6 separate regions of the Homo sapiens genome follow, and all the other regions are linked to region 6. Evidence: chromatin contacts called from ENCODE Hi-C or POLR2A ChIA-PET data. All regions are on one chromosome and are shown on one strand. Each heading gives the region's core, a stretch centred on a gene start or an enhancer-like site at or near the end of the contact. The rest is flanking DNA. Distances are from core to core; before and after follow the strand shown. Region 1 holds the start of FOCAD (focadhesin). Region 2 has its middle 140 kb from the start of SLC24A2. Region 3 overlaps FOCAD (focadhesin). Region 4 has its middle 19 kb from the start of MLLT3. Region 5 has its middle 210 kb from the start of SLC24A2. Region 6 overlaps MLLT3 (MLLT3 super elongation complex subunit).

Region 1 (4,016 bases), core at 1,359-3,858, 330 kb after region 6:
CTGGCTCCATAAGGCTCTAGAATACGTCTTTCATCTTGGTATCTCCTGTGCCTACCACAGTGCCTGGTATAGCATTAGATTAAATAAATTAAAAGGTGAAATGATCCCTGCTGAATTGCAGTTCCTGTATGGAAGGAGTATACCCCAGAAGGAGGGGGTGAGCCCATGGACTTCCAGCTTAACCCTAGATCTGCAGTAAAAGCAGTCAAATCGGTTCTAGGCTCCAAGTTTAATGGTCAAGTTTCTCAATCCTGCCCAAAATCTGAATCTAGGATAGGTGTCTGCTGTGGCCTACATGTTTGTGTCCCCCAAAGTTAATGTGTTGAAGCCTAAACTCCAATGCAACAGGATTAAGAGGTGGGGCCATTGGGAGGTGATTAGGTTATGAGGACTCCTGTCGTGCCCTTATAAAAGACGCTTCAGGTAATCTATTTCCCCTTCTATCCTGTGATGATACACAGAAGGCACCATCCATGAGGAATGGAACCTCACCATATTCCAAATCTGCTGGCACCTTGCTTGGACTTCCCGGCTTGCAGAACTGTGAACAATAAATTTTTATTGTTTATAAATTACCCAGTCTAAGATACTTTGTTATAGCAGCCTGAACATAATAAGACGGTGTCAAAAGTAGACTCAATATCATTCTTTAAATGGGCATTTCCCTGTGTGTTCCTAAAACCAGGCTTTCTACAACAGAGGCAGTACGTTTACTCATTGAGCACCAGGGTGCTTGGATTCAAGTTTTGGCCTGGCCATTAGGTAGGTGCATGACCTTGGTCAAGATGCTTCACTTGCTGTACTTCAGGTTCCTTATTTATAAAATGTGGGTAATAACTGTAACTGCCTCATAAAGTTGTTCTGTGGATTAAATAAATTTATATACTTAGAACAGCGCTGTTTACAGAGTTATGTGTTTAATTATAATTTTGACTAATGAGCCTCAAGAAATATAGGAATAGAAGAAAAAATATTAAAATAGTCCTAAAAGAAATACTGGTGCATTTGGAAGACTGAAAGAGAGTATCATCAAAGTCCATAAAAAGGGAATTATAAGCCTTATAAAACTCCTTTGAAGCAAAGGATAACAGAGGTTGAATAACTTTAAGTAGGTTCAATATTGATTGATTGAATGATTGATTGTGACAGTCTCACTCCATCAGAGGCTGGAGTGCAGTGGCGCCACCTCGGCTCACTGCAACCTCCGCCTCCCGGGTTCAAGCGATTCTCCTGCCTCAGCCTCCTGAGTAGAGTAGCCGTGACTGCAGGCGCGCAACCCCACGCCGGGCTAATTTTTGTATGTTTTTTTTAGTAGAGATGGGGTTTCACCACGTTGCCTAGGCTGGTCTTGAACTCCGCCCTCCTCGGCCTCCCAAAGTGCTGGGATTACAGGTGTGAGCCCCCCCACCTGGCCCCAAGATTAATTTAGATAAATTCTTAGAGGGTGAATGCATAGTTGGTTATTGGGAAAACTGTTAACGGTCTGTGATACATAATTACTTTTCTGAGGTGATGGGGAACCAAATTCTTCCTACAAATGAGAAACAGAACTTCTTGTCTACACATTAAAATGACTTTGGAAACTTAGAAAAATATCAATGTCAAGATCTGGCAGCAGACCTTTTTCAACCAAGTGATGAGGCCCAGGCACTTGTTTTTTTATTTTTATTTTTTCCTAAGGGTGCCCCAGGGTTTAGAAACAACTAAGTCAGATATTTTTAGAGTAATTTGTCTTAACTCTTTCATCTTGCGTAAAATTTCCATTCTGTCATCCACAACCGGAATTCCACTCCGTCATACCAGTCTCTCCTCGTTTTTTTCTGCTGGCTCTTTTCAGCGTGTTTCATCGTGGCTGCTGTCTGTCTGTTACAGCCTTCTCACGTGGGAGCCCCTGCCCCGCCCCACGAGAAAATACATGTTTATCATTCAGTAAGTATTGCGCAAAATCGTAACAGAATAATTACTCGCGCCAATTCCCCCCAGATTAGATCAGCAGAAACACTTGGGCTAGAACTACCTCAGGACTATCTAACAAGTGGATATACCACAGTGGCGTGGAGAGCTGCAGTGTTATGTGTTGGCCAAATGAAGTAAAGACACCAAGTAGCTATTAGGCGAAGAACGAAGCGTCTTCGCGGCAAGTCGGCTGTCTGCTTTAAATTTTCTGAATCCTTAATGTTATCAGTATTATTTATTTCCCCCGAGAAACAAAATCTCCAAATACCAAGAAGCTGTTCTGTATTGCCAAAAGCTGCATAGGGGCAGGCTGCCAACAGGACTACCCGGGCACGCTGCAGTGGCATCTCTAGGCAGTTTCCTTTAATCTGATTTTCCTTGGGCTAACTCCTCACTGCGGTGCTGCTCCACAGCCAGCCCCCGCGCGCAGCCCTCCCCGCACCAGCTCGGCTGCAGAGCGCGGGTCCGCCGCCCACGCCGCCTTTCAACCGCAGTGCGCGGCCCGGGCCTTAGACGCGCGTGCGCGCGAGCCGGGGAGGGCGGGCCCCAGCCGGAGGAGGCGGAACAGGGCCTCGCGATATGCAGCCCATTGGCTCTCTCCTGCAGTCCCCGCCCCCGGGCGTTCGAGGCGGCGGGGCGGGCCACGTCAGGCAGCCGGCGCTGGGCTGAGCTTGTGGCAGAAGGGAGGTAAGCCGTGCGGGGCGGCGGGCTGCCACCGCTGCACCCCTGCTCGGGAGCCGCCGGGTCGCGCCGCCTGCGGCCCGGTCGGCTTGCATGGAGGGCGGCTGAGGCCCTGCGGGGCTGGGGCTGAGCTGGGAGACGGGGCAGTGGAGCATGTGGCGGCAGGGCCGCGTCGCGGCGAGGGGCAGCCGGGAGGGGGCTTTTTGCCCTCGTCCGGTCCTGCTGGGGCTCTCAGCTTCTGGAGGACTAGGCCTTCTGAGGTTACGGAGCTCCGAGATACCTGGGCAGGGCTGGCTGTGGTGACTGCGGTGGGACTTAGTGGGATCTCGACTCGGAAGCCGGTCGGCGCGATCCTTGCATACTTAGCTGCAGCAGGTTGCAGTCGTCCCACTCTCCTTCGACCGGTTCCCTAGTTGGGGGCAGAGCAGGAGATTCTGGCCGCGTCCTGCCTGGCCTGGGGTGACTGTCTCCTTCTCATTCCCGGTGACTCACTCAGATCATGTCCACTTATAATGCAAAGGCTTATGGGTGAGCAGGGCCTGTTTTCAGTCTCCTAGTTCTCTGGCTCCGTCCGCACTTGCGGCAATTACTTGAAGAAAGAGTATGTTAGATGTATGTTTTGAAATTTTCGCAGCAGCTAACGCGTGGAGACGTGCAGTTATGTTGCATTTACCCTTCATGAGTTTTAGTTTCAGCTGTGGCGTCCTGATATCTCAGTGTGGTTCCTGAATTTGGAGCTTTTGAAATGAATGAAATCCTGCCAATTTCATGCAGTCATTCATTCATACATTCCAAACTTTTTTGATGGATGCCTTAATGGTCAGCCTCATACCAGGTATTAAAATCGGCATTTCCTGCGTTTTATTCCAGTTTATATGTTAGTTTTATTGTCTAGATTTGAGTTGGAAATTTTTTTTTTTTTTGTTATTTTCAGGTTCTAGTATCCCTGAAACCATCGTGGCTCTGAGGGTGTAATCCTGATAACTGTATCAGTAATGACTCCAGGTTTCAGTGGCCTATCTGTAAGAAGAGGAATGGGATTAGTATAATTTTGAGATTTTCCAGGAGAGGAGGGTAGATGGCATGTTTCCTGAACTGTGTTAACAGGAAGTAACTATTTTAAAAACACAGGATGCATTTTATGATTATGTTTTACTGTGTCAACGAACATTGTATCTGTCCACATTCACTTTTTGACTACCAAGCAAGTGCATGTTTACAATTTTGATTCACATCCAATTCCTGCGTAGAAAGCACTGTGACTCATCTGAATTTTGAAATGAAGTAATCATGAGCTTTTTAATGTTACATACAAAGGTATGATATTGAAACAATTGCATAAAAATGCAATTTTCAAAGCATTTTCACTTGCTTTTATA
Region 2 (3,766 bases), core at 974-3,473, 430 kb before region 6:
AGTAAGGAAAACAAAAATGAGAGTAGCCAGGATGTCCTTCTCAGTCAGCTGAGATGTGACAGCTTGTTTAGGGTGGTTGTGCAATTTCAGATGTGTCATCCCCAGCCTCAGATATCAGTGTTTCTCTTTGCTAGAGCTCTACCATTATGGCTGCTTTTGGGGGAGTCCACCACCCCATTTCTCCTGCAGTTACCAGTTACCTTATTCCCTGCTTTTCCCCTTTTCTTGACTTACACCCCTTGTGGCTTCTAGAATGTCATCTTGGTCAGGTTTCCATCACTGATCTAGTCAGCTGTGTCCATCAGTGGGATCAGTGCTTCCAGATATCTACCCAGCAGAAGCCACTGAGGGTGTGGCTCCTCCTCAAGAGCCAGTAAGGACCCCATGAGGGTGTGACTCCTCCTTAAGAGCAAATAAGGATCCCATGTCTTATGGCTCAAAATAAATACTTTTCATTGCCTGCAGATGTTAATTTCCTAAGGTTAGGCCCAGGGTGAATAAAGGAGGAGAAAAGAAGACTGAATCTCTGAGGGTAAAACACAGGACAAAGTGAAATGACTTCTTCACCAAAGTAACCACCAAACTGCCTAGCATCTTCCTGCTCTCCTGTCTCTGGGAGAGTCTATTGTTTGCCCCATAATTACTATCCTTCAGCTCATTTGGCTCTTAATCATGCCTTTGAATGCAGCACAGACAGAATGAACCCAGCTCTTCTGACTGTTCTAGGCTCAGTACTCTTGAAAGTCAGGCTTCAAGTAGAGTCAATTCTAAGGGGTCTTTGGCCCCAGAGCAGTCAATGCATCAAAGTGGAATTTTCTATAGCATGCTTGGACCCTTGGCATCCAGCACCAAAGTAAAACACAGCTTGCCTTACATAAGGGAGCCTACATTATCACTCCCAGAATAACTGGTGACCCCACAGACCTGCACAGATGTGCTGTAGAACAAACAAACATCAGACGTTCTCTATAAGGACAGGTCTAGGCTGCACCTTTATCTATATCCAGTCAAAGATATATAGATTTATAGTGACCCAGAAAAGAATGCAGAGGAACCTGGAGAAAGCACCCTGCTGCTTAGATCTACAAATTTTGTTCATCTCATATATATAGGCACAGACAAAAAGGAATGTTGACAGGCTGTATTTACTTGATCTTTTTGTCATCTCTTAGAATCTAATACATGTGAAAATTTTGGCATAGGTAAGCACAATTACTTGTGGTAGACATATATATTTGTGAAGCTGTAACTCCTTGTGTATATATGTTTTATTCTTTACACATTAGTTCTTGCTGCCAAAAAGCTCTACATTTTATAATTCAATCAGCCAACACCTGTACCAAGATTTGGTCACTGGGAACTTCAAATATTTCGTATTTGAGAATGGGGAAAGAAAATCTGCAGAAAAAAAAATTGACCAGAACCTGCGTCATGTATTTTTCACAGGAAAGCTAATTATTAGAGGAGGATAAAAACCTGAGGTTCCCTGACTAGGGAGTGGAGTCTAGACAAGGGATCTGATGTGACAGGGTTCCTTCTCTATCCTCTTCAAAATGTAAGGAATGTTTGGCTTCTGGATTGTGTCAGAAAATAGAAGTAACAAATAGTCTTTATTCATAAAAAACTGGCTTTTCCTGACAGAGATTTTAATCGTGTGCTACACACGTGAATCCTTTTTAAAGAAATTGCTAGGGGCTGGGGAATTTCCAAGCCAACCTCCATTAACCTGCAGATTGAGCAAGACACACATCTGTTCTTTAATTGCACAGTATTTCGAATCAAAACAAACAAGCCCTTCCACAGAAAAGGGCCTGTTTTCCTGGTGATGGTTTTGGCTCGAGTTACCCTTTGTGTTGAGTATGTCTACTCTTCAGGCCATAAGGTAGCGATCTCACCGACACCTCCCTGTGTCACGATTCCCCTTAGTAGTCTGTGCTGCAGTCACTAAGCATGACCACTAGATGGCGGGAGAGGACTGAGTTGAGGTTATGGCGGCGGCTCCTTTCTCCCTGCAGGGTGGGAGGAACGCTGTTGTCTCTTTTTCTTCCTGCCCCTTTGTTTGACTTCACCATTCTCTGTTTCCTTTTCGCTCCGCTGTAGTTACGTGACTCACCTTTCATTCAGTACCTCCCTTCAAGGAAAGCCCTGTCTCCTGTCCTTGGACTGGGATCACACAGAGTTCTTGGGATGACCCTGGCTCTCCCGCGCCAGCCGCTCTGCTGCCAAGCGCAAGCATTCGCTCCCAGATGCTTCGCCCAGTTCTTTGCAAATGTCATCCAATCAGTGTCCAGGTGTTCACGGCTCATCACTGGCTTACTGCTCTGGTCTACATAGCTTGGGACATTGCTGTTTATGCAGGTATAAAAAAAAAAAAAGAAAAACAAAAGAAAGAAGGAACGGCAGCATCACAGAATGTGAATCAGAATATTAGTCTGTGGTACTGGGAGAGAAAAAGAAGATTCCCCAGAGAGGATGAAGACCAAACAGACTGCAGACCTGCCATCTCTCTACACTGCACTTGGATTGGCCATTTGCTGTATGCACCCGGGAAAAAAATTCAGAGGACCATGCTGTTGTGATAGCTGACCTAAAGACATTCTGGAGAGCACATGAGTTTGATTTTTACAAATGACTTAATAATCTGGGGGACCAAGCCAGGGCTGCAGAGTCTGGAAGAGCCCCCGCCAGCGGTGAGCAGAGGAGGAGGAGACCCAGAGTCAGGGGTGGTAGAGGAACGGGGTTTCCCAGGCCTCTTTTCACAGCAATTAGAGGTCTGTGTTCTCCTTGAGGCAGGGGCGTAACTCCCACAAGTGTTAATGAGATTTAACGAAGAGAAAGGGAGACTCCAGAGCTGCATTTCCAGTCGGGGCTTCCACAGCAGCAGAAGAGGACAGAGTTCTGCTGCTTCCAGCCGGACCTGGCAGAGAGTCCTGGAAGCCTGGACCTTAGCATGTTACCTTCATCAGCAATTCCACACTCCAGCCGGCATCGTAAGTCCCCAACCTGTGGTCGCCTAGCCCCTTCTACGAACCTTGTGAAGAGAAGCTGCCTGTGCCTTGGGCTAGAAAGTTCTCTCGCACTCTATCCAGTGCTTAAGCTCGCCTGCCTAGGTTTACATCCCAGCTCTGCTGAGTTTCCAGCTAAGCCTAGTTTCCTCCTCCAAAAAATGGAGATAATAAATGGCACCTACTTCACTTGCGGATCTAATGAAAGTCAAGAGCTTAGCACAATGTTTGACCATATAAAGTACCTCTGAGTGATGATGATGATGAATTTGGGCCTAGAATTGACATCTTAGTCATATGAGGCAGAACCTAGTTCTAAGGAAACACACCTCAGTGCCATGATAGAAACATTTCATCATGAAAACCTAAGCAGTTGTGCAATGAAAATCCCTGTCATTTACAACAATTCCCCCACCCCCCACGTACTTGGGATAAATTAGAACCAGGATGGGCCAAGTTTCTCGTCTCGCCTCCTCTTTTCCTCAGTGGCAACCGTGTGATTTATGGCTCTGACGGGAGAGCCAACCAAACTCAGTTGTTTCAGCTGATTGTCCCCGTGAGTTTTCAGGTTGATGTGAAATCCAATGGGGTGTGAACTGAAACCCAAGATCTCCTGAAAGCCCCATGCACTAAGCTCAGTAAGGGACCAAACCAAACCAAACCAAAGCTCCCTCCCTCTTGCCTGGCACTCCTGGAGCTCACAAAAAGCCTGCCACTTGTGAGCCTGTGTGCCTGGAAGGGTCTGCTGCACCTGGCTGGGG
Region 3 (4,087 bases), core at 439-2,938, 340 kb after region 6:
TCCTGGCTAACACAGTGAAACCCTGTCTCTACTAAAAATACAGATACACTGGGCATGGTGGCGGGCGCCTGTAGTCCCAGCTACTCAGGAGGCTGAGGCAGGAGAATGGCATGAACCCAGGAGGCGGAGCTTGCAGTGAGCCGAGATCGTGCCACTGCTCTCCACCCTGGGCTACAGAGCAAGACTCCGTCTCAAAAAAAAAAAAAAAAAAAAAAAAAAAAAAAAAAAAATATATATATATATATATATATATATATATATATATATATATGAAGAGCTACATATTACATCTTAACCCCTTCTTCGTTCTCCTCCTCCTCCATGTTTGTTTAAATAAAATTCTTAAACTAACTTTATCTGAAAGACATCCTACATACTGTACTCTGTCAATTGGATGTCAGCATTTCACCCCAAGATCCTCTTCTGATTCTTGAATATGCTGCTTGATATTTCCACGCTAATATGAAATGATTTACTAATGAACTCCTGCCCAGGATGATTGCAAACGTTAACTAATATCTGATTATTTAGTACCCTATAAGTAAAAACAGCCATGAGTAATGCTAGCTGTATAATAGAAGATTAGTAAATGTTCCTTTTTTTTTTAAAGAAATTATTTAAAATTCCTTTTACCCCAATGGGAAATACACAGAGGTGATACTGTGGGTTTTTAAAGGATTGTAATAAATAGCAGATTAAGCACATAGCTATGATAAATAATAGCTGTCAATGGAAGCATTCATGTAAAACTTATGTTGTATTAAAGTAACAAAGACCCATTTTCCATCTCTATTAGATTCAGCTGGAAACAGTGAAGAAACAGTCTTGTTAGCTTTTACATGTGTTCTTTGATTTTTTTTTTTAAAGAAAATGTACCAAAATTTATGACAGCATAATGAAATTTTACTGGTGTAGATTCTGCTGATTTTGGATTTGAATTTGGCTGAAGTTCACCTTTGCACTATCTACACAAAAATGATTCGCCTAGTTAAAAAAAAAAAAAACTGGGAGTTTAGGATGTGTCTAAAAAGAATTATCATCAATTCCTAAATGTGTTGGTTACTAAATTCAAGTTACTGTATTAATTTGGACATAAAGTTGTTTAAACATTTATTTTTCTACTTCTGGCTGTTATTTATTTTGGTCTTTGTTTCATGAGTCTTAATTAATGAAAAAGATATAGATTCCTCTCTATTTCTTAGTTTCTGTTTTGGAAAGTTTATCTGAAAACAAAATAAACAGTGGAATCCTGATTCTAACATTTTTGAGACTGTTAGGTACTGTGCTAAACACAATAATTCAGCAAACATTTATTAACTGCTTATTCCATGCCAGACCCTGAAGGGGGTGAACAAGAAGCTGCTTCTCTTAAGAAATCCAAATGTCCAGGGTAATAATGCAGCAGGCTTGGTCAGTGGGGACCCTTCCCACTTCTGATTCTTCTTTACTGGCATCTGAGCAGGTGCAGCTGCTATATAGATGGAAACTAGGCCCTTCAGAATGAGACAAGAATGTCTTGAGGAGTGATTATAACCCTCTCAGAGCTGGAAGGGACATTAGAGACTGATCTTAGCTCTCCACTTTGTCCTCTCAAACCATATCCTCATATTCCCTCTGCCTGGAATGTGATGCCAAGTTTTAGTTCAAGCCCTGTTTTCTGAGGCAGCTGCAGGAACTGAGAAAGAACATGCATTGGCTTCCTTTTGATCTTCCTGCTTCTGGACATTTCTTCCTGAGCGTTCCAATATTATTTCAAGCCCTGTTTTTACAAGTGAACTCATGCACACACAAATTTCCCTGTCTCATTGAGCTGTGTTTTCACCTGTCACATGGTGAGGTTTCCTGCCAGCTAAGTACTCATTTGCAGTGGCATTGCCATCTGTGTGTGTGTAGTGTTTAAGCAATCATTTGGGTATATAATTGCTTTAATTAATTTTAGTGATTATTTACTTATTTAAAAAAACAGAAAATGTAGATGTGAAAGTGTTGATATCAGTGACAAGAAGTATAGATTTACTACAGATTGACAATTGTCGTGATGGAAGTGGCCAATTGTTATCCTTTGTTACCTACTCATTGAACTTAAACTGAACAGTCAATGATGAAATAAAGGCATATAACCAAAGAACATATACAGATGTGGGAGATGTATTGCTGGTGATGGTGCCACAAGGATGAAAGTTAAGTTTAGATAAACAATTTTTATGTTTTGTGCTCTGGGCAAGGAGTAATCCTTTAATATGTAATGTTTGCGCATTAGACTTGATTACCTTTTTAGGATTGCAGTATATACAAAGATACAAAGCTGTTTGCATATGCTGATAAGCTGCTTTGGGAATTTGATTTAACACGTATGTGCAAACCCAGGTAATTCATTTAAAGATTTATTTGATTTCCTGAGATGCAGCAAAATATAATGGAAAAAACAAGGTATTAGATTCAGACTCAGAATAATAACATTTAAAAACCGTTTGCTATGTTCATGGCTCTGAGCAAAATGCTTTAATGGATTATCTTAATTTAGCTTTAGTTTTTTAACTTTATTATTGTTATTGTTATTATTATTATTATTATTAGCTATAGGGCATTGTTCTGTTGCCCAGGCTGGAGTGCAGTGGCATGATAATAGCTCACTGTAGCCTTAATCTCCAGTGCTCAAATGGTCCTCCCACTGCAGCCTCCTGGGTAGCTAGGACTAAAGGCATGTACCACCATGCCCAGCTAATTTTTAAAATTTTTTGTAGAGATGGGGTATCACTATGTTGCCTAGGTTGATTTCGAACCCCTGGCCTCTAGTGATCCTCCCGCCTCAGCCTCCCAAAGTGCTGGGATTACAGGCATGAGCCACCGGCTGCTTGATGATCTTAGTTTTACAAAAACTTTAAGTCAACTGTATCTATACTTTATTAAAGAGTGGTTAAGCATGTGAGATCTGGAGGCAGACTGTTTATATTCATGCTTTTGCTTCTTACATAATTAGGCAATTAATTTTGACCTCTCCTTTCCTCACTTGGTTTTTCATATGAAGATAAAGTTAATAGTAGTACTTATGTCATGAGGTTGTTTTGAATATCGAGTGAGAGAATACGTATAAAAAGCTTTGACAGTACCTGCCTGGCACATGGTAAAATTCTCAATAAATCCTGGCTGTTAATACCACTGTATAACCTCAGGCAAGTGACTTCTTCCCTGAGCTCCTATTTCCTCCTGTGGGAAATGGAGTTAATATTTACCTCAAAGTTGTTGTGAGGATCTCGTGGAATTAGTTAAAGTGTCTTGTGGAGTGCTTAGCACATAGGAGATGTTTAATCCAATATGGTATTCCAAATTCTATGTTATGCTTTGCATTTATTCAGTTAATCTTTATTGAATAGGTATTTGTTATATGCTGGGGAGATAGTGGTAAGAGCTGAGATCGTGCCACTGCATTCCAGCCTGGGCAACTGAGCAAGACTCCATCTCACAAAAAAAACAAAACAAAACGGTCCCTGCCTTAAAGAGTTTGCATTTGGGGAGGTGGGGGTGGAGTAGGGAAGCAGAAATAAGTAAATGACAATCATTTGAGATTGTGATAAAAGCTATGAATGGTACAATAGTGGGTCACTGCAGTGGCAAGTAGGGGACTATTTGAGGCTATGGGGGTGGTGGGGGGATAGGGAAGGTTCGAGGGAACATGTGAAGGGAGAGAAGAAACAGCTTATTTGAACAATTGAACAAGTCAAGAGCACTTGAGGCTGAGGGGCCTGAGAGTTCTAGACCCAGATGTCGAAGGAGCTGAGGGTGTGGTTGTCGGGGTGGTTTAAGGAAGAAACTGAAGGCCAATGTGGCTGAAGTGCCCTGACTGAAGGAGAGTTGCAAGACCAGAACCTTTTGGCCTTCCTATAGAGTTGCAGTGGGGAGCCATTGAAAAGTTTTCAGCATATGAGTTAAAAGTCAACTGTATTTTATTCCATGTCTTTGCTATTGTGAATAGTGCTGCATTAACTATATTTTAAATGGGAATCTTATGTATATTCTAACCTTGGGGCTGGTGTCTTATTTCTCTCTAGTGACTTGCATACAAGATCCCATCTTTGCATATAAGTAA
Region 4 (4,242 bases), core at 29-2,528, 280 kb after region 6:
GTCTCACTATGTCACCCAGGCTGATGTACAGTGACATAATCATGGCTCACTGCAGCGTCAACCTCCTGGGCTCAAGTGATCCTCCCAACTCAGCCTCCTGAGTAGCTGGGACTACAGCCATGCACCACCACACCTGACAAATTTTTGTATTTTTTGTAAAGACAGGGTTTTGCCACGTTGCCCAGGCTGGTCCCAAACTCCTGAGCTCAAGCGATCTACCTGTCCCAGCCTCCCAAAGTGCTGAGATTACAGGTGTGAGCCACAGCTCCCAGCTCCAGGCTGGCAGGTTATTGACTTAAAATTTCAATTTTTACATTCTTTCCTAATGTTTCATCACAGTTTATTTTCTAAAACTGATATTCTATATATGGTTTTATTTAGTTTAATACTTGTTCATTGAGAAATATTTCTTGAATGCCTATTTTTTTTTCCTTAGGCCCTAAGGAACCAATAATTAATAAAGACAGATGGACAAATCTGGCTGCTGTCTTTATGGAGTTTACAGTCTAGTGGAAAGCAAACAATTATAATGTTATATGTGTAAAGAACATGACAGAAACTCAGCTTGCCTACCCAATATTTATTCGCCACATCTTTCTTGTGAAGAGAATCCCAGCTTAGTTAGGGGTAAGCAACATGCCCAATTGTAGCAGATTGTATTTCCCCAAAATGGCCACAGTAATATTTTGTTTTTTGTTTTTTTTGTTTTTGAGATGGAATCTCAGTCTTGTCGCTCAGGCTGGGGTGCAGTGGCACGATCTCGGCTCACTGCAACCTCCGCCTCCCAGGTTCAAGCTATTCTCCCGCCTCAGCCTCCTGAAGTAGTTGGGATTACAGGCATGCGCCACTACATCTGGCTAATTTTTGTATTTTTTCAGTAGAGACGGGGTTTCACCATGTTGGCCAGGCTGGTCTCAAATTCCTGACCTCAAATGATCCACCTGCCTCGGCCTCCCAAAGAGCTGGGATTATAGGCGTGAGCCACTGGGCCCAGCCCACAGCAATATTTTGGTCCACTTGCTCTTCCATACCTCGCCACCCCCAGATCAAGTTGTAAAATCGACTTCTCTTCCCCTTTAACCAGGCAGACCTTTGTATTTTCCACAATGAATAGAATACAGCACAAGTGATAATGTGTGACTTCCAGGTCATAAAAGGCGATATGGTTTCTACCTCAGTCTCTCTTGGGACCCTCACCCTTGGGACTCAGCTATCGTGGTGTGGGAATCCAAGAACCCACATGAAAAGCTCATGTGTAGGTGTTCTAACCACAGTTCCAACTGTGTGAGTCTTCTTGGCCGGCAGCCAGCAACAATTGCCTCTAGGCTGATGCCAAGTGAAGCAGAGACAAGCTGTCTCTGCTAAGCTTTGCCCAAATGGCCTATTTGTGAGAAAAACACATTTTCATTCTAAGCCATTAACTTTTGAGTTGGTTTGTTTCACAGTAATAGAAACCTGGAAGATCTGCTTAAAAAATTGCTTTACCCAGCCTTCCTGGCAGATTGGTTAGGCATGTGACATAATTTTGACCAATGAGATAGAAAGAGAAGCCCATGGGTGAGGCTTCTGAGAAAGACTCAGCAGATACATGACTGTAAGATCTGGACCCTTTGTTCCTCCTTCTGCCTACGGCGCAGTGACAGCTAGAGCTCCAGCACCATTTTGTAAGAATGAGAACAAGAGCCACACTTTAAAGATTCCAGGACAGACATGTAGAAAAGGTGCTCAGCATTTTTAATCATTAGGGAAATGCAAGTGAAAACTGCAATGAGAAATCATTTCACACTTCTAAAAGGACAAACATTAAAAAGATTGACACACTAGATTTTGATGTGGATGTGGAACAAGTAGAATTTGCATACATTTCTAGTTGGAGTATAAAATAATACCAATCTTTGATAAACTGTTTAACAGTTTCTAATAAAGATAAAAATATACCTATTCTATGATCCATCTGGATTCAACTTCTAGGTGTTTATGAAACATAAAGACATATCTTCACAAAAAGACTTACGTAAGAATGTTCATAGTAGATTTATTTGTTATAGGCCAAAATAGGGAATAGTCCGTATGTCCACCAATATGAAAATTGGTAAAATGGATAAATTGTGCCACATATACTACATTGGAATACTGTTCAGTAATAAAATAAGAATGAACTACTCATATATGCAACAACATAAATGAATCTGAAAAACGTTATGTTGAGCAAAAGAAGCAAAATACATGAATATACATATACTATCTGATTCTACTTACATGGCATTCCAACACATGCGAAACCAATGAATTGTGGTAGAAATTAGAACAGTAACTGCATTTTAGAGGAATTGACCAAAAAGGCACAAAGGAATTATTTGGGGTGCTGGAAAAGTTCTACTTTGGAAACCAGTTGGGATATTGGTTACCCAGAGGTATACAGTCATCAGAATTCATCAGACTACTCACTAAGTTATGTATACTTTACTAGATGTATATTATAAAACATTAGTTCACTAAAAATAAATATGGTCATACTTTTCAATGGCTTATTTACTAGTGAGATCCACTGAAAGGAGCTATGACTTAAATATTATTGATTTGCTGTGATAGCTAACTTACAGCAGCAATGTTTAAACTAATACTAGGAATGAAAATATTTTGGTGACCAGGTCTCACCTACAAGTAAAATACTATCTCCAATTCGTTTACCCAAAACAAATATATTCTATGTTCTACATCAAAACATGTTCAACATGTTTTATTTCTCCTTTTCCCAAGCTAAGATAACCATAACAAGGTTATTTAGGCAAATCCCCATACCAGCAACTGACAGGGTTTCTTGATAAAGGTGATATCTCAGCTGAGATCTGGGTTACAGAAGGATTTATCAGCCAAAAAGGAAGAGAGAGAACAGAAGTAAAATGAAGCCCCAGGGACAAGGGAAAAATACACACACACACACACACACACACGCACACACACAGGAGAGAGAGAGAGAGAGAAAGAGAGGTGGAGAGACAAGCAGGCAGTCAGAAACAGAGAGATAAAGAAACTGAAAGATGGTCAGTGTCCATTGAAAAGGCTTAAACAACTATCTAAACAGGAGAAATAGTGCTTGATTGAGAAAGAACACAGAGAATCTTGAGAAGTATCTTCATCTGGATGGTGGTTAAATGGGTATGCACATATGTAAAACCCATTAAACTTTACATTTATATTAGCACACTTCACATATTTACTGTACATATGTTATACTTCAATTTCAAAAACAGAGAGGACTGAGTCCTAGACGACAGTTAAAAGGAGGTATGTGGAGAAAAGTGGCTAGAATGGAGATCTGTTTAGGTGGTAGATTTGATTAGGCCTGGTGACAGTTTGGATGAGAGAGGGAAGAATATAAGTATGAGACACCTTCACTTCTGAGTTGGGCAGCTGGTTGAATAATGGTGCAAATAACCTAGATAGGAAGGAGGAAAGTTTAGGGAATGCGGAATGGTCAGCTTTGGACATGTTAGGGTTCTGAATAACATCTAAATAGAAAAAGCATCTTTGTTAGTGTGGCTGGTAACACAGGAGCGCAGTTAAATATTTGTGGAATAAATAAATGCTCAGTAAACAGTTGAATAACTAGGTGTGAACATCAGGAGAGAAATCTGAAGTAATGAGACATATTTAGTAAACCTTAGTGTTAGAAAGTGCTGTTTTTCTATACAATAGAGCTTTAGCTGGGCACACGATTCCCCAAATATAGACTACATTTCCCAGCCTCTGTGCAGCTAATTGTGGCCATATGATTAGGTTCTCATTTGTGGGATTTATTAGAAATGATGTTTTCACTTTCTCAATTATGCCTTTTGTAGGAAAGAAGCATGTCGCTGCTTCCCATGGGGTTGAATGCAAATATGATAGTGAGGTCATTTTGACCACATGGATGAGGGTCGTACCCAGTGGCTGTCATACATTAAAAGGACCTCAGGTTCTCTAACCTACTGGGCCACCATATTATTCCTGGACAATATACACAAAATATTACATGAGAAATAACTCTTTATCTTATTTGAGTATTTTTTGTCTCTTGTTACCTCATTCTAGCCTTTATCCAAGCTAATCCAACTATTATTAAAACCAGGGGAGAATGTGACTAATGAGAAGTATCAGGAGAGTGTGGAATTGTGAAGGCTAGGGAAAAGGACAAGAAAAGAGTAGTCCACCGTGTTACAGGCTTTTCAAGGAGGAAAGGATTCATAAGGCATCACCTCA
Region 5 (3,767 bases), core at 548-3,047, 360 kb before region 6:
TATTAGTTTAGGTCATGATACCTTTTACATTCTTAAGCTATTCCTTGGAGTGAGGAACTGAGGTCCCCATTTGTGAGCCCAAGAAGATCAGAGGAGGTGGTCAGGATCATTCAGCACACTCTCAGCAAGTGTCAGACTCACCCAACAACAGAAAGGGAAACCCCAGTCACAGATCCACTATTATAGAAGGGGAGAGGTAAACAGAGAGAATTTACTGAGTGGTTAGAAATGATTCCACTCATGAAAAAACAGGCGTACAACAGCAGCTAGGAGTGAGCAAGACAAACTCCAGTCTTCAGAATTACACACAGATTCAGCTCTGTTGAGATCTTACTTGATGACATGGTTGGACTCAGGCAACACATTTTATTTGCCAATGAAACTGTATTTGGATAAATAGTTAATTTGCCTGTGTCCCTCACTGCAAAAGAGAAGCTCTTATTTCCTTCTCAGTTTGAATCAGATTTGAATCAGAATTTTATCAATAGAAGATTCAGCATTAATTTTCTCTGGCTCTTTCCAATAGGCCCTCCTAGTTACTATCTCTTAGTTCATACCTGGCATCCTTATATTTTTGGGAAAAAAGCCAATACTATTAAGGATAAGCCATACAATAATAAAAATTATATTAATAATAATGCATCTCTCACTATTTAGCACTTACTCTGTGCCGGAAGCTGTGGTAAGTAATTTACATTCATTGTCTCAATTGGTCTTCACAATGAAACAACAAAATCTGTAATTATCATTTTCTCCATTTTAGAGATGGGAGATTGAGATTTAGACATGGCAGGGCTAGGATTCAAACTCTGGCAGATGAACTCTGAGTGTGCCCCTCTTCAGAAATGGGTCTTCCATTCAGACCCATTCAGGGGTTAACTCAGCCTGAACTCGCCCACACATACCCTGTTTTGAGCTCAACTTCCTTCTGGCAGCAGTACTTCCTGAAGCCTGTCAATGATTCACTTCCGGGTCACCTCTACCCTCTGTGAGCCTTGTGAGACATTTTAAATGCCAGAGCCACATTCATTCATTGTAGCTCCAGCATTTCTTTTCCTAGGGACATGCTATTTTCATTAGGATTAAAACAGCCCCCAGCAATAAATATTAAAAACCTGCCCAGTGAAAAGAGCAGCTTCCTCAGAAGCTTATGAGGATTAGAATTTTTAAGCAGGCCCCGCTTCCTATGACCACCCCTCTTCTCCATCCCTTTGTGTGCTCCCACATGGGTGTGCTTTCAGCATCAATCAGATTTGCTGTTTTGCTCAAATCCGTTCATACTAATTGTCTGCCCATATTGCTGTGTGCTCTGGACAGAATGGTCTGGGAGAAATAGAAACTCACTCCTTCTCCCACCCCTGGGGGGATTCAGATTTTGTGTGCTTGATCTTTGTTGGTGGCAAGATAAAAATGCTTGCTATACATAGCAGCTTTCCTCCTTCATGTTCAACGGCAGCCCTGATGATGGGGGACCTCAGCCATCCTATTTGTTCTAAAGCCACCCACAGAAGAATCAGACCAGCAGAAGCCAGAAATAAGCTAGCTGGGGCTGCAAGTCTCTTTGTGTGTGGTGATATAGCAGAGAGACTTGGGAAAGTCAATTATTTTCAGTATGAGTTTTGGTTCCACTGCTTCATGGTGTAAGATGGGGATCCCCAATTTGTTCATCTGTAAAATGAAGATGCTAATGCCTACCCACTGGGGCTATTGGGAGAATTAAAGACCTATATAAAGTGTTTAGTGCAAGACTTGGAGCAGGGAGCCACGGCTTTGCCTGTCACTCCTTCGCCTCCCTGGCTGGAAGCCTGAGTAGTAGGTGAGGCATTTATTATCCATGTTCATTAACATCCCTGAAGACTTGTGGTTCCTGTATTGAAAACCACACTGAGTGTTCCCAGTTAATTGGGTGTCCTTGGGCCTGAGTTTCTCTACACAAATATATGAGCTTGGGATTTTTAAAAAGTATACAGTAATTATATTCTTGGACAAATGGTACCTTTTCTAGAAAAGCACAGAGAATTCTTTCAGCACTCAGGGCTAGGTAGGAATTGCTTGATGTATGGGTAGCAACTCATAGTAACTAATGATTTACAATAAATACTCCAACAAAGAAAAGTCTGAGTAAACTCTATATTTCATCCTCATGGCAATGAGCTACAAAAGGTTTGCATTTTAAATCAACTGGTGGTTGTACCCCAGAAGGATGTGGTCTAAATAGATTTGTGTGACAGGGTAATTACTCATCACGGAAAGGATCCCAGCTGTCATCATGGTTTCTCACTAAGCAGTCAGTGAGTGAGCAGTTATGGAATTACAGGGCTGACCTCCTGTGTCCTGCCTTACAGTCATCCTGAGCCAGAGTCACAGAGTTTCATCAGGGGGACCCAGGAGGCACAAAGCAGTCAACACCCATGGCTGAGAATCAAAGTCTAGAAGGGGCCTGTTTTCAACCTCTTCATCCGGGTCACTGGTGGCAATTTTGCCAAGTGACTAAAGAGCTAGACTAGGAGTTCCCCAGTTCAGGGTCTTAATGGCCTGAATGTTCAAGACAGTGTGGAGAGGTTCAGAGACTGCAGTCTTTGGGGTTACACAGACCTGTGCTGGAGTCTCAGTCTTTGGGGTTACACAGACCTGTGCTGCTGCTCACTTTGTGATCGATCTGCAACTAAAAAACCACATTTCTCTGATTTACTATTTTTCTAGCTGTAAAATGGAGGTAATAATTCCTACTTTAAAAGATTTTAAACTAGTATGTATGGAAATGGTTGGCACTTAATGAACATTATTATTTCACCTTTTGAAGTACCATTAGGTGCCAGAAACTGTGCTAAGCATATTACATGGACTTTGCTCATAACAGTTCCCTATTTTATGGATAAGGAATTGGAGGAATCTTGCCCAAGTAGCTAGTATGCAGCTAGTTAGTAGCAGAGACAGAATTTGACCTAGGCAGGTTGGATCCAGACTGCCCTATAATCATCAGAGGGTGAAAACATACCTTCAACTGGAGTTTCAGAGACTTTTGTGCCAGTTCTTGATAAACATTGTATAGGTATAAACTCTATCTTCAAAAAGTTTATCCAGTCTCATTGGAGGACAAGGGAGAAACATCAGAACACAAACGGCCCTGAGAATAGACCACCTGGCAACAAACAATAACTGCTGTAGGAGCTCAGTGAAGATCAGGAACTCACGACACATGGATCTCTTCTCCCGCAGTCTCCATATCTGCCACATTTTTTTGCACTGGAGTTTCTTATGTGTCAGTGTTATATAATTTTAAGGCTCTGATTTTGAACTAAAGAATGGACCCCAGTTTTGCCTTAAGCATAAAGACAGGAAATATACATGCCCTAGAGACTAAGTTAACAGTAAAATGTGAGACTGTTCCTCCTCTATACACAGAGAAAACTTTCATGGGAAAAACAGGATCACTGTTGAGACAGAAAAGTTATGTATGAGAGGGTGTGGAGGACGGAAGGAGGCAGGAAGCATAACTTGGAATTATTGCTTTTTAAGCTTAGAAGGGTCATCTGACCCTAATGGATAGTAAGATGAATATTATCTTGGTATCCAAGAGCAAAGATCACGTTTTGAGGCCCTTTCTCTCCCCATCCATTGCTCTAATGGGCCCACCCTCACTTTAAAAATAAACAATCAAATGCAAACGTGGCAGTTGCATTTTGTGGGCCACAAAGGAGAAAGTTAAAGCCTGGAGGATCAGCACTTCGTTTCTGATGGCAGAGCCTGCATTGTCCCTGCTGCGC
Region 6 (3,718 bases), core at 726-3,225:
AATTCCCAATTCAATGTGCCTGAAATCCCTTGGCAACGTAGGCATCATGGCAAATGACAGCATAAGGCCAAGCTTAATACTGAAGATATAAACAACACATGGAAAACAAACTACAAAGCACTGGGATGAAATACTCATCATTTGGGCATCTTGGACACTTTGATGAAGAAAATGAAAGGAGAACCAGCAAGGATGATCAAGGGCAACACAAAGAAACGGAAGGCTTGTCAGTGTTGGAGCCCTCCTAGTAACAGACTAGAAACCTACCTTGTCACATTCACCATTCTTTATTTGCTTATCTGATTTGCTTTGCTTTATTGGACTTTTCACTTCAAGAATCTAGGGATCAAAGAGAACGCTGTGTTAAATTTTATTTCAAGCATCTCTTAGCTAACCAGCCACCTAAACAAAGGCATCCACTGAATGAAATGTACAGTAACATTTGCTTTCCAAATAGCATTTCTTTTCTATACATTTTCCTTCTTCTCTCTAATCTTATTTTCCTTGGAAAATGAATTACTTAGATCTGAAATGCTGAGTCAGAAAAGTAGAACTAAAAAAAAAAAAAAAAAAAAAACAACACAGTTGATGATAAGGAAATTGATCTAAGCTTCCAAGGCTGCTTCTCTTTTGCGACAACACTCTCACCATATGTATAGCAGCTGAGTTATACAGAGATTATAGTTCCCTCTGGCAAGAATTTTTTTCCTATTCATTCTGCTGTTTCAGCATGACTACTAGTGTTCAGTATGCTAGGGATGATAAAAACAAATACTCAAATGCCCTTTTTAGTACCTAACTTTCACATTCTAAAATTACTCATATGCACAAAACTGATACAGCTTTGGAAATGAAGATGGCCGACTATCTTCTGTGTTTTAAGAAATGATGTGTTTACCCTTGGTAAAACGCCAAGTGCTTTTCCTTTTATCTGGACTGATTACAACTTAAGTTATGAATAGCTTTACATACTGTATAGAAGCTTTGGTGGGAAGCTATGTTTCTACTTAATAAAAAGGAGAAGCAAATTATTATTTAATAAATGCAGCTGATTTCTTTGACAGCATCTTCAAAACTGAGGATTAAAAGGGAAGTATTTTTAAATGGTCCTCACTTGAAAAAGCTTGAAACCACTAAATTTATAAATGATGAGTGCTTACACATGTGTATAAACACAAAAAGCAAAGTAATTTGTCTTTTTCATTATAACTCATTATGAAGTGAGTTGTTATAACTGGAGACTAATATTAAAGGAGGAAAATGCCAAATAAAGGACCTAATTTATCTTAAGAGGTTTTATATTCCTACTGTTCTCTTTACCCATTCTGTGCCCTAACTTAGTAACACTTCTGTCCACAAGTTTACCACATTCCGTAACATAAAGATTTTAAGAATGAGTCCACTTTTAATCTGTAGTGGCAAGAGCACTGATTAGGCTCAGAAGCCCAAGTTCAAGTCCCAGCCTTATTATTTAATATTTTTGGACCGCAAAGGATGAAATGGGAGAGATGAACAAGATAAGACCCAGATTCCCATTCAGCTTTAACATTTTTTATTACTAATAAACATTTTACTGGATGAGGATAGGAACATGACATCCTGGAAAAGACCGAATACTCCTGAAGGGGCATATTTTTATTTTAATTGAGAATAATGCACGAGTAAAAAGTGTCCTTTTAACAGTCTTTCCTGACAATCATGCTTTTTTTCATCATTTTTAATATGAAGATAACCAAATGACTAATTTGACCAGGCTAACTTAAAATACAATACTTTTGGCAACACAAGGAAATTACGTATTAACAGAGGCAAGGCAATCGTTTTTAACATGCTCCACTGTAAAGGAAACCAAATACTCCACTACATTCAGAATTTCCTCCTCCATTGTTGTTGAAAGTGAGATCTCAAGGGAAAAATCAGCGCTGAGACCTAGGAGCAAGTAGGTCAGTAGATGGCACTCCTCGCCAACTCAGATACTGGGCTGGGCATGCAGAGACAATCCGCTGAGATTTCAGGCAAGAAAAAAAGAAAAAAAAAGTGCCTGCCTGCTTGACTTGTGCATTACAGAACTGAATTTTGTTCCCATCATATCCCGCTGCCTCCCACGATCCCCTCCTCCAACTCCTGTACTCTGGGTGTTGAAGTGACTTGAGGACGCTGTATTTGCAATAGAACTTTGCTAACTAGGTTTAGAGAGTTCTGCCACCTTTTCTTCAAAGCAGAAAATAGAACATTTGGACGCTGAAGTCCCACCCCACACATTCCGTAAGTGCTACAGCACAGAAGGCCAAAATACATTGAAATCCTAGTTTCTTTCTTCTGAAGTTGCAGTGGCAGGAACAAAAGCTCCGGGTGTCAGTGACCCGCCTCAAGTTACTGAGTGGCTGCCCAGAGAGGGCTCAGTTAATCTTCCTTCTTTGATCTCTCCCTGCTCCAAAATAAACAGCTTTGTCAAAACCTCATTCTGAGAGAGCTGAGCCCTGCTGAAGACAATTGTTTTATTTATGATCATTTCTTATCTTTAGGGAAACAACTCCAGAATAAAAAAGTACAACACCTTGTCTTCCACAGGCTTATTTTAAACCAGTTTAACTGGATAGACTCTTTTTAATTTCATTCAACATGCCTTGCAGGCTGATAGGTGATTTATGATATTCTGAATATTAACCCGGGTCCAATGGATCACTTCCTTCCTTCAAGTCCTTTCTCCCCTCCCTCCCTGCCAAGCTTCTGGCTAAAAAAGATGTGGTATTTTGTTTTTGTTTGAAATTCACATAAGGGAGGTTTGGAGTGAAAAAACCATCTCTGGTTGAAATGACGCAACACTCTTTATTATTACCTATTAAATTGTACTGAGAGAAGCAGAGCTACCTAGACTGCCTAGCTACTCCATTTATAGATACAGCAGTCTCTGAAAATAGAAGAATTGTGGTTTAGTAGCACTTTTGTCTTTAATCTGAGAAAATGTCTTGACAAACGTTCAAGATTATATTTTTCTGTATCACTTTATGAAGAATGACAACTCAGTTATTCACAGATGGATTCTCTACTGATAGATCTTTCATACTAATGACAGTAGCTCCCAACAGTACTCAGGTTAATTACTTGCTTGGTTGACGTGTGACTCTATGTTCACTTTTATTCAGTATGAAAATATTTGACTCCATTAGTACTTCCCCTCTTCTCTAGTCCCTGGAAGATTTGAGAAAAGGCAATGGACATTTCAGCTTTGCCTGGTGCTTTATCAAACTCAGAGATCATTATCAATTCATAGAGAGAGAACAGGCAAGGAGTATGGAAGGAGGAAACTCAAGAGTGTTCCCATTTCGGAGTTAGTCCTTCCAAGTATGTTCTCAACTCTTTATTAATCGTGAAAATTCAGATTCATACTCTTTCTCTATCCCTGTCTCTCTCCCCCTACTTTTCTCCCTCCCTCCTGCGCACACACACACACACACACACACACACACACACATTCAAATACGACTAAAAAGTCATTCCAGAGTGAAATTTAGTTGACTTTTAGATTTTTAAGAAATTTTTACTCTCTTATACCATCAACATAGAGAATTAAGATATACTAGTAATTTTTTTTAAGTCCCAGAAGCTTGACTTAAAGGGATAGCATCACACCTGACCCCAGTGCAAGTGATTTGAGGGGCTAGGAAACCAATACTAAACAAGGTTTAAGAAACCTTTACTTGTCCTCTCGGCTCCA

The links. Hi-C counts contacts between places; a loop is a spot of excess contacts on that map. ChIA-PET counts read pairs that join two places held with the same protein, here RNA polymerase II (POLR2A). Pooled maps may share reads with other maps.
Region 1: a loop to region 6 is called in a map of PC-9, with 13 times the contacts of the local background. The contact joins the promoter of FOCAD here to the enhancer-like site in region 6. A Hi-C loop is called at or near these places in 17 of 168 maps with a recorded cell type or tissue (CD4-positive, alpha-beta memory T cell, Caco-2, Calu3 and 13 more), 24 of 37 single-sample maps with no recorded cell type and 34 of 50 pooled maps. POLR2A ChIA-PET finds 5 or more read pairs at or near these places in 6 of 52 experiments (AG04450, HEK293, T-cell and 3 more).
Region 2: a map of adrenal gland shows a loop between it and region 6 (3-fold over the local background). The contact joins two enhancer-like sites. A Hi-C loop is called at or near these places in 59 of 168 maps with a recorded cell type or tissue (A673, CD4-positive, alpha-beta T cell, CD4-positive, alpha-beta memory T cell and 34 more), 37 of 37 single-sample maps with no recorded cell type and 47 of 50 pooled maps. POLR2A ChIA-PET finds 5 or more read pairs at or near these places in 4 of 52 experiments (T-cell, activated CD8-positive, alpha-beta memory T cell and activated T-cell).
Region 3: a loop to region 6 is called in a map of naive thymus-derived CD4-positive, alpha-beta T cell, with 2.9 times the contacts of the local background. The contact joins two enhancer-like sites. A Hi-C loop is called at or near these places in 2 of 168 maps with a recorded cell type or tissue (A673 and naive thymus-derived CD4-positive, alpha-beta T cell) and 2 of 50 pooled maps. POLR2A ChIA-PET finds 5 or more read pairs at or near these places in 2 of 52 experiments (PC-3 and PC-9).
Region 4: a pooled map shows a loop between it and region 6 (4-fold over the local background). The contact joins two enhancer-like sites. A Hi-C loop is called at or near these places in 7 of 50 pooled maps. POLR2A ChIA-PET finds 5 or more read pairs at or near these places in 3 of 52 experiments (BJ, WTC11 and activated naive CD4-positive, alpha-beta T cell).
Region 5: a loop to region 6 is called in a pooled map, with 11 times the contacts of the local background. The contact joins two enhancer-like sites. A Hi-C loop is called at or near these places in 10 of 37 single-sample maps with no recorded cell type and 12 of 50 pooled maps. POLR2A ChIA-PET finds 5 or more read pairs at or near these places in 2 of 52 experiments (IMR-90 and activated naive CD4-positive, alpha-beta T cell).

The regions. Positions count from the first base shown.
Region 1 is chr9:20,681,651-20,685,666 of GRCh38, forward strand. It overlaps FOCAD (focadhesin), which reads left to right and starts at 2,609. Exons shown (of 44, transcript NM_001375567.1): 1 at 2,609-2,643. It overlaps FOCAD-AS1 (FOCAD antisense RNA 1), which reads right to left and starts at 3,100. Exons shown (of 2, transcript NR_121601.1): 1 at 2,918-3,100; 2 at 1,652-1,891. RefSeq lists a silencer at 2,212-2,911 and an enhancer at 2,311-3,051.
Region 2 is chr9:19,924,213-19,927,978 of GRCh38, forward strand. It overlaps a transcript of SLC24A2 not described here. Among named protein-coding and RNA genes, the nearest start is that of SLC24A2, 140 kb to the left of the region's middle. RefSeq lists enhancers at 1,939-2,233, 2,159-2,268. Within about 2 kb of position 2,224, at least 3 of the 41 ENCODE cell types and tissues checked have a DNase peak (open chromatin) inside an H3K27ac peak, as active enhancers do; they include adrenal gland, where a contact is called at or near this core.
Region 3 is chr9:20,699,545-20,703,631 of GRCh38, forward strand. All of the region lies in intron 1 of FOCAD (focadhesin), which reads left to right. Among named protein-coding and RNA genes, the nearest start is that of MIR491, 15 kb to the right of the region's middle. Within about 2 kb of position 1,689, at least 4 of the 41 ENCODE cell types and tissues checked have a DNase peak (open chromatin) inside an H3K27ac peak, as active enhancers do.
Region 4 is chr9:20,639,338-20,643,579 of GRCh38, forward strand. No RefSeq gene overlaps it. Among named protein-coding and RNA genes, the nearest start is that of MLLT3, 19 kb to the left of the region's middle. Within about 2 kb of position 1,279, at least 2 of the 41 ENCODE cell types and tissues checked have a DNase peak (open chromatin) inside an H3K27ac peak, as active enhancers do.
Region 5 is chr9:19,997,419-20,001,185 of GRCh38, forward strand. It overlaps a transcript of SLC24A2 not described here. Among named protein-coding and RNA genes, the nearest start is that of SLC24A2, 210 kb to the left of the region's middle. RefSeq lists an enhancer at 1,882-3,081. Within about 2 kb of position 1,798, at least 4 of the 41 ENCODE cell types and tissues checked have a DNase peak (open chromatin) inside an H3K27ac peak, as active enhancers do.
Region 6 is chr9:20,354,541-20,358,258 of GRCh38, forward strand. It overlaps MLLT3 (MLLT3 super elongation complex subunit), which reads right to left. Exons shown (of 11, transcript NM_004529.4): 9 at 268-339. All of the region lies in intron 3 of LOC124902129 (a long non-coding RNA gene), which reads left to right. Among named protein-coding and RNA genes, the nearest start is that of MIR4473, 55 kb to the right of the region's middle. Within about 2 kb of position 1,976, at least 11 of the 41 ENCODE cell types and tissues checked have a DNase peak (open chromatin) inside an H3K27ac peak, as active enhancers do; they include PC-9, adrenal gland and heart right ventricle, where a contact is called at or near this core.